Regions from separate parts of the Mus musculus genome. Here region 1 is linked to region 2. Evidence: chromatin loops called from intact Hi-C (ENCODE). Cell type or tissue: left cerebral cortex. All regions are shown on one strand. Each heading gives the region's core, and the rest is flanking DNA. Links, peaks and the distances in the headings are about the cores only.

What was found. Hi-C counts contacts between places; a loop is a spot of excess contacts. Peaks named below come from ENCODE experiments on the same cell type or tissue, not always from the same donor. Only the 100,000 strongest peaks of a DNase experiment are listed, where the experiment ranks them.
Region 1: it touches region 2 in a loop (2.6-fold over the local background); 2 of 42 quality-filtered maps call a loop at or near these places.

The regions. Positions count from the first base shown.
Region 1 is chr14:51,892,248-51,897,617 of GRCm38, reverse strand. It overlaps Slc39a2 (solute carrier family 39 (zinc transporter), member 2), which reads right to left and starts at 4,008. Exons shown (of 4, transcript NM_001039676.2): 1 at 3,704-4,008; 2 at 3,399-3,529; 3 at 3,112-3,162; 4 at 873-2,719. The coding sequence starts at 3,818. The coding sequence ends at 2,087. In left cerebral cortex, for the core only: no CTCF peak of the experiment used is centred there; DNase peaks (open chromatin) are centred at 677 and 3,102.
Region 2 is chr14:50,927,220-50,932,589 of GRCm38, reverse strand. Pip4p1 (phosphatidylinositol-4,5-bisphosphate 4-phosphatase 1) reads left to right here and starts at 1,741. Exons shown (of 7, transcript NM_001033271.5): 1 at 1,741-1,977; 2 at 2,266-2,456; 3 at 2,900-3,006; 4 at 3,283-3,388; 5 at 3,532-3,584; 6 at 3,679-3,769; 7 at 4,553-5,370. The coding sequence starts at 1,815. The coding sequence ends at 4,696. In left cerebral cortex, for the core only: no CTCF peak of the experiment used is centred there; DNase peaks (open chromatin) are centred at 1,576, 2,172 and 2,388; H3K4me3 peaks cover 1,958 bases; H3K27ac peaks cover 1,415 bases.

The sequences.
Region 1 (5,370 bases), core at 233-5,232, 960 kb before region 2:
GACATGGAGAGAGCCATAGCAGGCCAGGGCACTTCCCGTCGGGTTCCCGTCTTAGGCACATTCCTGTGACAGGCATAGTTCTGAAGCTTTCGTACAACGCATCCTGCCAGAGTGCTGGCAGGATCATTCTAAGGTAAACATGGCAGGTAATAGATGACATGCAGGACAGATCTGTGTCACCGGAGGTTGACCAGTCTATAGAGCACTACAGGTTTTTTTTTTTTTTTTTTTTTTTTTCCGAGACAGGGTTTCTCTGTGTAGCCCTGGCTGTCCTGGAACTCACTCTGTAGACCAGGCTGGCCTCGAACTCAGAAATCCTCCTGCCTCTGCCTCCAGAGTGCTGAGATCAAAGGTGTGCGCCACCCCTGCCCAGACAGCATTACATTTCTATCCTCAGGCTTCTGTTTGGTTTTACTTAAGACATCATTAGCAAATCAGAGCAGGGAAATAAGATTATTCTAGTACCTTTCTGGTTGGGTCTCTGTAGATGAAGGACACCACTCTCAGGGCTGGTCCTTTCTGGTTTCTACTAACAGCATGCTTATTACTCAGCTCAGGGTATTGCATGCTTCTTGCTTTGTCTAAACCCTGCCCACACACATCTTTACTGAATACCCTCCCATTCAGCTTCCTCAATTATGCCCTACACTCTCTGCTCTAATCTGGGATTCTAACACATATGGACGTTTGGAAGAGAAAGCACAAGGAAGAAGAGACTCTACACGGAGCTTTTTATACAGTGATAGGAAAATGAGCTTTGAGGCCCCACTGGCTGGGAGATCAAGTTCTTTAACTTTTCTGGATGCCGGGTTTCTTAGGTTTCTACGGGGATAATGTCACTGCTGGAGCTGTGCCAGTGAGGCAGTCTGTGTACAAACAGCAGCGCAGCACCTGTCACATCACAGGTGTTCCCTGCCCGTGCCATCGGCACACACCAGGCTCTCCTGAGCACCTTGCTCTGTGCAACTCATGCTGAGCACACAGCAACCGGACTGTGTTTCACAGAAAATATCCCCACCCCCCTTCTCCCTCCCAGCATTGCCCACCCATTTGCTTTTTCCTTGATCCCTGGTTGTGTGGAGACTGGATTTAGCTTTCTTACTTTTTCAGGAGGGGAACACAGAGGAAAGAAGATTGAGACATGAATGACTTCAGGAGTTTTTTCATGCTAAGGCTATTTGGGCTATCACATTGAAAATCACAAGAAAGGGCAAACTGGTGGGGGCAAACCAACTGCAGAGCCCGTTTGTCCTTCCCCAACTCTTCACTAAGTGTGAGATCCTCCAGCCAGGTGAGGGCAGAGAGTCCGTCTGTCAGGAGTAACTGCCTTCTGCACTATCTTTAGTAGCAGTTGGTCAGGGAGACAGAAGGAAGTCACTAGGTGGTTACACCTCAGATAATCACACTAGGTATTTATCTGGCGCCGGTCCCCTTCTGCAAACACAGGTTTTTAATCCTTTAGCCTGTGGCAGCCAGAGAAGCTCAGAGGATAGCAGTAGTATCCTAGAGGGAGGCTACACAAGACTCAGTGTGAAAATAGGAACTTGGTGGGGCTGACAACAGGCACTGAGCGTGGGGTAAGGTAATTAGCGAAGGAAAAATATTTATCTCCTAGTTTCTGTTTCTAAACGTCTATCTTCCTCTAAATGCTGGTCTGTTTCTCAGCTATCATGGGTAAGGGGATAAGGGGTTGTTGATGTTTATAGCAGTCTATGATTTTGGGGGGCGGGAATGGCCTATAGCCACTAAAATGACTACTGGTTCCACCCCACCCACTTTTCCTCTATCAGAGGCAGAATTGCAATGAGGTTGAAGGGAACAGGTAAAATGGGACTTTTATTACACACAATAACAAATCTGGAGTGATGGTCTTGATACCAATTTTCCAGTTAAATAGGCATGCAAACAAAACATTCTTTCTAAGTCCTGAGCAAGGACAGGATCTCACGTGTATGAAATCTGAGTCAGTCCGTGTCTAGTAAGTGTTTAGTCTCACTGAAAATAATGTCTGAGGACCGAAGTTATTGAGGGAGTGTCCTTAGAAGTAGTTATCCTAGGTAGGTCTATCAGAGCAGTGAGAAATGTCTCAGGCCCACAAAGCAATAAGGGCCATGAAGGCAAACCCAGCAGCCACACAGCTATACTTGGCCAGAGGGGCCTCAGGACAAGCCAGCTCCCGGGGCAAAATTTCTAGGAAGGTGACATATAAAAACGTGCCAGCGGCTATGCCCTCTAATACAGCCTGGGCTAATCCCTGTGTTTGTCCTGAGGCTCCTCCAGCCACGGTCAGCCCCAGGGCTAGGCCCACAGGAGACATGAGAGCTAGTGACAGTATGCAGAACGTGGCCCATCGTGGTCCAGTGCCGATCTTCCCCAGCCTCAGGCCCACACTGAACACCACAAGCCCCTTATGAGCCAGCACAGCGACACAGAGCTGTATGGTGGCCGCCACTGTGGCCTGTAGTCCCACAGCCAGGCCTTCGAACACGGAATGAAAGGACAGGGAGAGCAGAAGGACCAGGGCGCGCAAGGGACCCCGTGAGGGTGAGGGTACCGCTGGATGCTTGTGGAATCCAAAGGCATGAGTCCCTCCCCATTCCTCTTCCTGTACTGTCGATCCTCCAGCAGCCCCGTGACAGCACTGCAATGCCAGCGACTCCAAAAGGAAGACAAAGAAAAAGCCCAGGGAGATGACGAGCTCTCCATAGGGATACTCCACCTAGGAACACAGAGAGGTACCATAAGCCAGGAAAAGAAGGAGACGACATAGAGTGGACCCGGGACCACATGGTACAAGGACCAAAAGGGGTGGAGCCCGAGAGGAGCCTCGTGGAGGAGAGAGATCCAGAGGGGCTGAGGGACAAAATGCCGCTTGGATTAGAAATAAAGGAAAATAATGTGACCTCTGTCATAGGGTCCAGGGTAGGAAGGATGGAGTGATGCAAGAGCTGTTTCTGAGGGCCCACAAACAAAGATTAGGTCGGCACTGTCTTTCTTGACATTATTTGAAGTGAGAGTAGAGAGTCCTGGTATTCCTCACATATCAAAAGGGGCACGAAAAGTCCCAGGTTCGCCTCGATCTCCAGGCAGGGGCTAATGATAGATACTTACGTAACTAGAAGCAGCATCACGAGAAGAATTTCCCTTACTTCCTGTACTATTCTAGGAAGGCAGAAACAGAAATTAGACTGAGTCTGAGGCAGCTCTAGTTCTTGTCCTGCCCTTTCAGCCAACAAGCTTTCCTCAGATGCTCAACCCCACCACCTCCCCCACCCCCCACGTCTACTCAACAGCGGCTGTCCCACCGGTGCGCTGCACTCAGAGCTTTCCCGATGGCCCCAGCTTCTGTCTGTCATCCCGGTCCCATAGCCCTGCCACTGGATTTCTTGGCTACCCACCTGTTCCACGAATTTCTGAATTTCTGACTCAATTCCCTCCAGAGCTTCAGCAGTCATATGCATCAACCCTGCTCCCAAGAAGACACCTGCAGAGGTGCAGCCCAGGAGGCTGAGGACCCTGTGGTGATGACCTAATAAAAAAGCAGAGGTTACTCTCCAGTTAGCAGTGAGGTAAATGGGAATGAATGAAGAGCAACAGATGGCACTCAACATCTGTGGGGTGGGGTGGGAGAGAACAGAGCCAGATGCTAGGAAAGGTCTGAGATAAGGCGGTCTGAGGAACAGAGTCAGAGTGGGGGCTGTACCTGTAGCTGCATCCATCTGGAACCATTTCACGTAGATGGGAGTAAGGCCACAGCCCAGTGTGAGAACCAGAAGAGCAAGCAGGCAGCCGATTTTTACTCCTAGTAGTACCTCCATCTTTGGGTTGTAGGGTAAGTAGAGACCTCAGAAAGGCAAAAGCAGTCAGGAGCAGTTGAAGTGGTCAAAGTGGAGTATTTCCTCTCGTGAATTTCAGGACTGCTGATAACCTTCTTGTCCCTGGACTGTCTGGGTTTACACAGCTCTCACCCGCATAGCAGACGAGGGCTCAGCCCCAGTCACCAACCCTCCCACTATCTGGAGGCCCCTCCCCTGCCTTACACCTTCCTGAGCTTCCAAACCAGAAACTCCAGACTCCCTGCCAGGTCCAGCTCAGAGAAGTTTTCTCTTCAATGCTGTGACTAATCCAAGCTCTCTGAGGACTCTTAGTTCATGTCTGGGGTTGATCTAACCTCAAATGGAACAACCTACGGTAGTTACGTCCCAGCTAATTTATGTGTGAGGCAATTTGGTCCTGCCACGGTCAGGACATTTAATATAAGCCTTCCACACGCTCTACCTACGCTCTACCCTATCCTAAGTCTTACAGGTGGCCGCGCTGATACTTGAACTGAACCCTTTCAGAGAGGATTTGGGGCCACCTGAGGGTAAAGGGGGTGGAGTTGCTACTCTTCTGTGTGAATTAGCAAGTGATGAGAGTCCCCTTTCCTCTAATTCCAGAAAAATAGCTCCAGGCATGGAAATTCCCTGGGAGTGCTCTCTCTCTGTCTCATGTGTGTGTGTGCCTGTGTGCTATTCCTAGTGTTACAACATGTATACTGTCACTTTTTTTTTTTTTTTTTTTTTTTTTTTTTTTTTACGCAGGGACTCACTGTATAGCCCTGGCCAGCCTGGAACTATGTAGATCAGGCTAGCCTTGATAAACTCAGAGACTTACCTGCCTCTGCTTCTCCAGAGCCTTGGTACCCTATGTCCCACCTGTCACTTTCTGTCTCTGTGAAGAAGCCTCCCCCCCCCCCCAGAGAAATCAGTCAATTGTTTTTTTCTCTTATATAAAAGTTTAAACACTTCTTTTTTTATCTTTAAAGTTTAAGGAAACCCACAAACTTCAAACAAAAAAAGGTCAGGCAGAACACTTTCATTGTTTCAGTCAAGGCAAGCTGTGCCGTCCCAGTGGCCATCTAGTACTGTAATTCGCAACTGTTAACCTTGTCATTTTCATTGTACAGGGCAATTTATAGGCTTGAAGTGCAGAACCTGAGCGCTGAACCTGAATGGTCTACCAGATGTCTATCAGTGCCAACAACTCTAAAAACCTTGACCTTTAACAAAGCCTGTGGTGTGATCTTATCAGCTTGCCCCCAGCCCTCTTCCGGGTCTCGGTCCCCTTCCCTTACAGCTGGGCATTAGGCTGTGTGAAGGTAGACTTGAGGTGCCCTTGCCTTTCTGATGGGCATCCTCCTGTTTTGGGGGGTTAACATTTCCTGTTGCGAAATGGGGTTGTTCTAGAATAGAAACAGGAAATGGAAACAAACCAAATAAACAGAGGTGTCCTGACTAGACTAACTTTGAGGGAAGCCAGGTGTGGTGGCGCACGCCTTTAATCCCAGCACTCAGGAGGCAGAGGCAGGCGGATTTCTGAGTTTGAGGC
Region 2 (5,370 bases), core at 49-5,048:
TGAGGAAAGGCTGCTTCTTTAATGGTGTATTTGAGAGAGAGAGAGAGTGTGTGTGTGTGTGAGGGGGGGGAGCAGGCAGACGTGTGGATACATATATATAGGTATTTATTTAGAATGCTGTTCAGAATTTTAGTGTTTTAGGAGGGCAGCAGCAGTGGGTTTTCTCCTAGGGCCCATGACGTCACCAGCCACAGTAGTTGACAAGGTTGACAGAAGCACACCATCCCAGGCCTAAAGTCCAGCAGGTTACCCTTGAGATGAAGTGCCACACTATTGAACCCACTCTTGCTGGGCTGGCCATTGTGATTTGTAGGGGGTTTTAGTTGCTTTTCTCCCATGGCAGCTTCCGTAGACAGCACTTGCACACATGCTTTGAGAGGGGCTTTCAGGTTGGTTCCAACCTTAACCCTTGTAGAGACACTTGTAGAATTAATTATAATTTTACAGCTATGCTTAGAGGCAAATGCCTGTATTCTCAATTACCCGGGAGGTTTGCGAAGAATCACCAAATTCCAAGCCAGGATCTTGTCTCAAAACTAAAGACTGTGGATGTAGCAGTGGTAGTACAGCACATTTTCAGAATTAAAAAAAAATTATTATTATTATCTTTTTTAGGCGCTGAAAGGGAACCTAGGGCTTCCAGCATGGTTACCATTAAGTTCACCAGATAGCATCACCATAACCATCCTACAGGAACAGTCTCTCATTTCCGTTTGTGAGTCAAATCGGACTCAAACTCATGATCCTCTTGCTTTAGCCAGCCTCAGACTCAGCATGCGCACTAGGCTTTTAGACAGTCTTCATATAGCTCAGGCTGGTCTCAAACTCTTAGCCAAACCCGAATGTCTGATCCTCCTGTCTCCATCTTCCATAGTCTGGGATTACAGCCCTACACTGTGACCTTCTGTTTTTTTAACTTTGGACGTTTTTATTTTATATATATGTGTGTGTGCCCACGCACTTAAGCCACGTGTATGTAGCTGCCGGGTGCACAATCTCCAGGAGGTAGAGTTACAGGTAGCATCGGCCCTAGGACTCAAACTAGGCTCCTTTGAAAGAGCAGAAAGTTCCCTTAACCGCTAACGCATCTTCCCAGTGCCCCGCCCTCTTGTATTCTGATCCTCCTTGTGTAGTTCAGTGTTTCTCTCCGCTACCCTGGAATTCCCTTTCCTAACTCATCTCCCCAAGTGTTGCATTTACAGGCATACGCAACCACATCACCACTACTCGGGGGCCTTGTGCCAAGTCAGACAAGCGTGCTAAGCCCTCAAGCTCCCGGTGGCTTTTCGATTCTTGTCCAGGTTTTAGGGCGGTTCCCGCGGCCCAGGATACCAGCCCTGCCAGCCAGAAGGCAGCCGCCCTCACGTTCTGGCGCTAAATTTGGGCCAATAGGGTTACGTCCCACGGGAGACTTGGGCCCAATGAGGAGCGACTCACGCGACAGGCTGCGCACGTGACGCGTGCGGGGCAGCCGCCCACCTGGGCCGGAGGTAGCGCGACCGCCCCACTTCCAATCGCTCGCACAACTTCGAGTCACGTGCAGTGTTTACGGACTCAGCAGCTACGGGAAGACCATGTGACAGTGACGTGACACGTCTCTCTCCAATGGAGAAGGGACGCTCCCTTACAAACCGGGAACTGTTTCAGGTCCACGAATGACAGCGCAGAGGGGCGGGGCCAGCCTGTCACGTGAGCGGGGCGGCACTGGCTGCGGGCGAACGCGGCGCGCAGGCGCCTTAGGGACCCGGTAGCGACGGCGGCGGCGGCGGTGGCAGCGGCGGCGGGAGCTGGTCGCTGACCGAGCGGGAGTCGCCATGGCGGCAGACGGAGAGCGCTCCCCGCTGCTCTCCGAGGCCGGCGATGGCGGCGCTGGTGGCAACGGCTTAGCGGGCCCGGGCGGGAGCGCGACCGGGCCCGGTGGAGGCCTGACGCCCTCCGCACCTCCGTACGGAGCCGGTAAACATGCCCCGCCCCAGGGTAAGCCGGAGGTCTGAGGTGCACGCAGGCCTAGGGGCGGATCGGGTCAGGGGGCGGAGCCTGCTTCCGCGCCAGGTGTGGCCCCGTGGCACCTGTCACGGGGCGAGGCATCCTCGGTCCGCAATCACTGCCTAAGCCTGGCCTGAAAGCGGGTTTTGAGGAAACTGATCTGAGCGCTTTTTTTGTGAGCAGCGGATCGAGCTTACTCAGAGGGTTCCCCACGTCCGTGGAGCATCCGTGGGAAGTGTTCGAATGATGATTTTGGGTTTATCTGCTTCCTCTTCGTAGCATTTCCCCCGTTCCCTGAGGGACATCCAGCCGTGTTGCCTGGAGAGGACCCACCCCCCTACTCACCCTTGACTAGCCCGGATAGTGGGAGTGCCCCCATGATTACCTGTCGCGTCTGTCAGTCTCCGATCAACGTGGAAGGCAAGATGCATCAGCATGTAGTCAAATGTGGTGTCTGCAACGAAGCCACTGTGAGTTATAACTATCTGCAGAATGGGCCTTGTTTCCTGGATCCTCTTTCTGGTTCAACACCCTGTTCATGAAACTTTCAGTTCCTGCATCTTGCAGCAGCCATTTCTTTAGAAGCCACTCACTAAAAATAACGTTCACCAAGCTCTCACTTTTTGATCTTTCCTGGACCTGAAGTGTAGTTCTCACTGGCAGTTGTTGCAGTTGCTTTTGATTTTTGTATTTTGGGGTTCTCTGCTTTTCTGAGACGATCTCACAATGACCCGGGTTCCCATCAGACTCTGCAATCTTCCTGCCCCAGTCTCACAGGCACACTCTACTCTGCTGGCAACATTTGTATATCTCAAATGTCTGATTCTCTTTCTCAGTAATGTCCTTGCAGAGGACTGGGATAATGGGCTTCTCTGCTGAAATGCCCATTGTTCCTTTATTCATTGTTCTCTAGCCCATCAAGAATGCACCTCCAGGAAAGAAGTATGTCCGATGCCCCTGTAATTGTCTCCTTATCTGCAAAGTGACTTCTCAGCGGATTGCCTGCCCTCGGCCCTACTGGTAAGAGACCTAAGAAGAGAAGGCCATATGTAAGGAAAGTTGTAAAGCAATAGGGAAACAAACAAACAAAAAAACAAACAAAAATCTAGAGCTGGGCAAGGTGGTGCATGCCTGTGTTCAATCCCAGCACCTGAGAAGTGGAGGCAGGAAGGCCTGTGTAGTAGCACCTTGAATGTCTAGTCATCCTGCCTACACCTCCTAAGTGCTGGGATGCAGTGTGTCATCAGATCCAAATAGAACTAAGAATTTTAAAAACATACTTTTCCCCCTGTATAGCAAAAGAATCATCAACCTAGGGCCTGTGCATCCAGGACCTCTGAGTCCAGAGCCACAGCCAATGGGTGTCAGGGTCATCTGTGGACATTGCAAGAACACGTTTCTGGTGAGGAGGGATATTGGGAAACCCTGGAGGAGGCAAGTACTAGGAATAGTAGTAAATCCTGAAAAGAATTTCCTCCTCCCCCCTGCTTTCGGGTTCTCATGGAGGAGAGCCTTCTTTCTATGGCTGTTCTTCTTTTTCCATAGTGGACAGAATTCACAGACCGAACCTTGGCACGATGCCCTCACTGCAGAAAAGTGTAAGTGGTTAGGGATTGTACTGGTGACTGGGTGGTGGGTGGCATAAAATCAACAGGGCTATTCCAAATATCAGTTTCTATTGGCTCCCCACAGGTCATCTATTGGGAGACGATATCCTAGGAAGAGATGTATTTGCTGCTTCTTGCTTGGTTTACTCTTGGCAGTCACTGCCACTGGCCTTGCTGTGAGTAGCCTCAATGCAAACCTCTTACCAGCCTCATCACAGGCTAAGATTTGAGAAGGTGATACCTTAAAGAATGGTGAGAGAGCTGGTGTTGGGTTCTGTCCCTGTAATCAAAGAATACAGGCAGTTCTAAGGTAGCCCAGGCTACATAGCAAGACCCCATCTATAATACAAAATGAGGGAGTAGGTTGTTGCCAGCTGCAAATGTGGCTTAGCTGGTAAAAGTATTGGCCTAGCTTGCATGAACACGATCATCCAGCACCACACAAACTGAGCAGAACTGAGCATGGCGGTGCAAGCCTGTGGTCCCAGTACCTAGGAGGTAGAGGCAGGAGCATAGAATTTCAAGGCCATTGACTATAGGATTTGAGGCTGTGCAGGGTACCAACATGAGACCCTTGCCTTATAAAATAAAAACCTAAAATGAGTCTGGTGATAGGATGTAGGGGGAGTATACTTTTAGGTAGAGGTGAACTAAAGTTAAAATTCACTAATAAACTAAGAAGCTAAACAGTGTCCCCACTCTGGAGAAAGAAATGAGTTATCAGCAATCCTGGTTCACTCAGTAGATGTGAGAAATGCTGGCAGATGCCTGGGATGGCAGAGTACTTTACTGCTTAAGGGAAGGAAGCACTAAACCACCTGATCTTGGAAAGACCCCTGAAGGTGTTACAAGTGATTGGGGTACAGAGACAGAAGTTTGCATTGCATTACTGTTTCTAGGACTTTGAAATAGTAGATACCAAAAGTAACCTCATCTTTTTCTTCTTCCTCATCTGTCAGTTTGGTACATGGAAGCATGCACAGCAATATGGAGGGATCTACGCAGCCTGGGCATTTGTCATTTTGTTGGCTGTTCTATGTTTGGGTCGGGCCCTTTATTGGGCTTGTATGAAGGTCAGCCATCCTGTCCAGAACTTCTCCTGAGCCCCTTGATGCAGTCTGTGCCTGACCGCTGCCTGGTACCAACAGTAACACTACAAAAGGCTCTCTGGACTTCTACAAGGAAGCCAAACAGCTGCCTCCCTTTTCCCTGGGGAGAGGTAGGAAGGAAGCAGTCCCTTCCTTCCTTATGTTTGGAAGGGTAGGTAAGACCATTGCTGGCTGGCTGCTCTCTTCCAGGGGTTGCTGTTTAGGGTAAATAGGCAACATTGCCCCTAAGCCTGGATCCTAAAGATGGTTCTAGCCATGCCCTTCCTGTACGTGCTCCCGAGAACCATTCCTGTCCCTTAATACATTCCAGGGCAGGGTTGGGGTGGGAGATGGGAGGGGGTGTTCCCCTCCCTCTGTGCACCATTAGGACCTTGCTGCTGCTATTGCACTTCACCAGGGGCTGGCTCTGGCCTCAATACCCAGTCTCTTCTCCCCACATTTCTCGTCCTGTGGGGTGGGGTAAGCCACTGCTCTGTACAGAACTATAGGAACTGATGTGTATATATATAACTATTTAATATGGGATATGTTCCCCTAATCCTGTACTTCCCTGAATTCCTCCTTCCGATTTTACTTCCAGTTGCAGTATTGAACTGGGCTGAGGTAGGGTCACTGTCTTGGGAGAGGTTAGGGACTCATCTGTGCTTGTAAATAAATAATGTCATGAC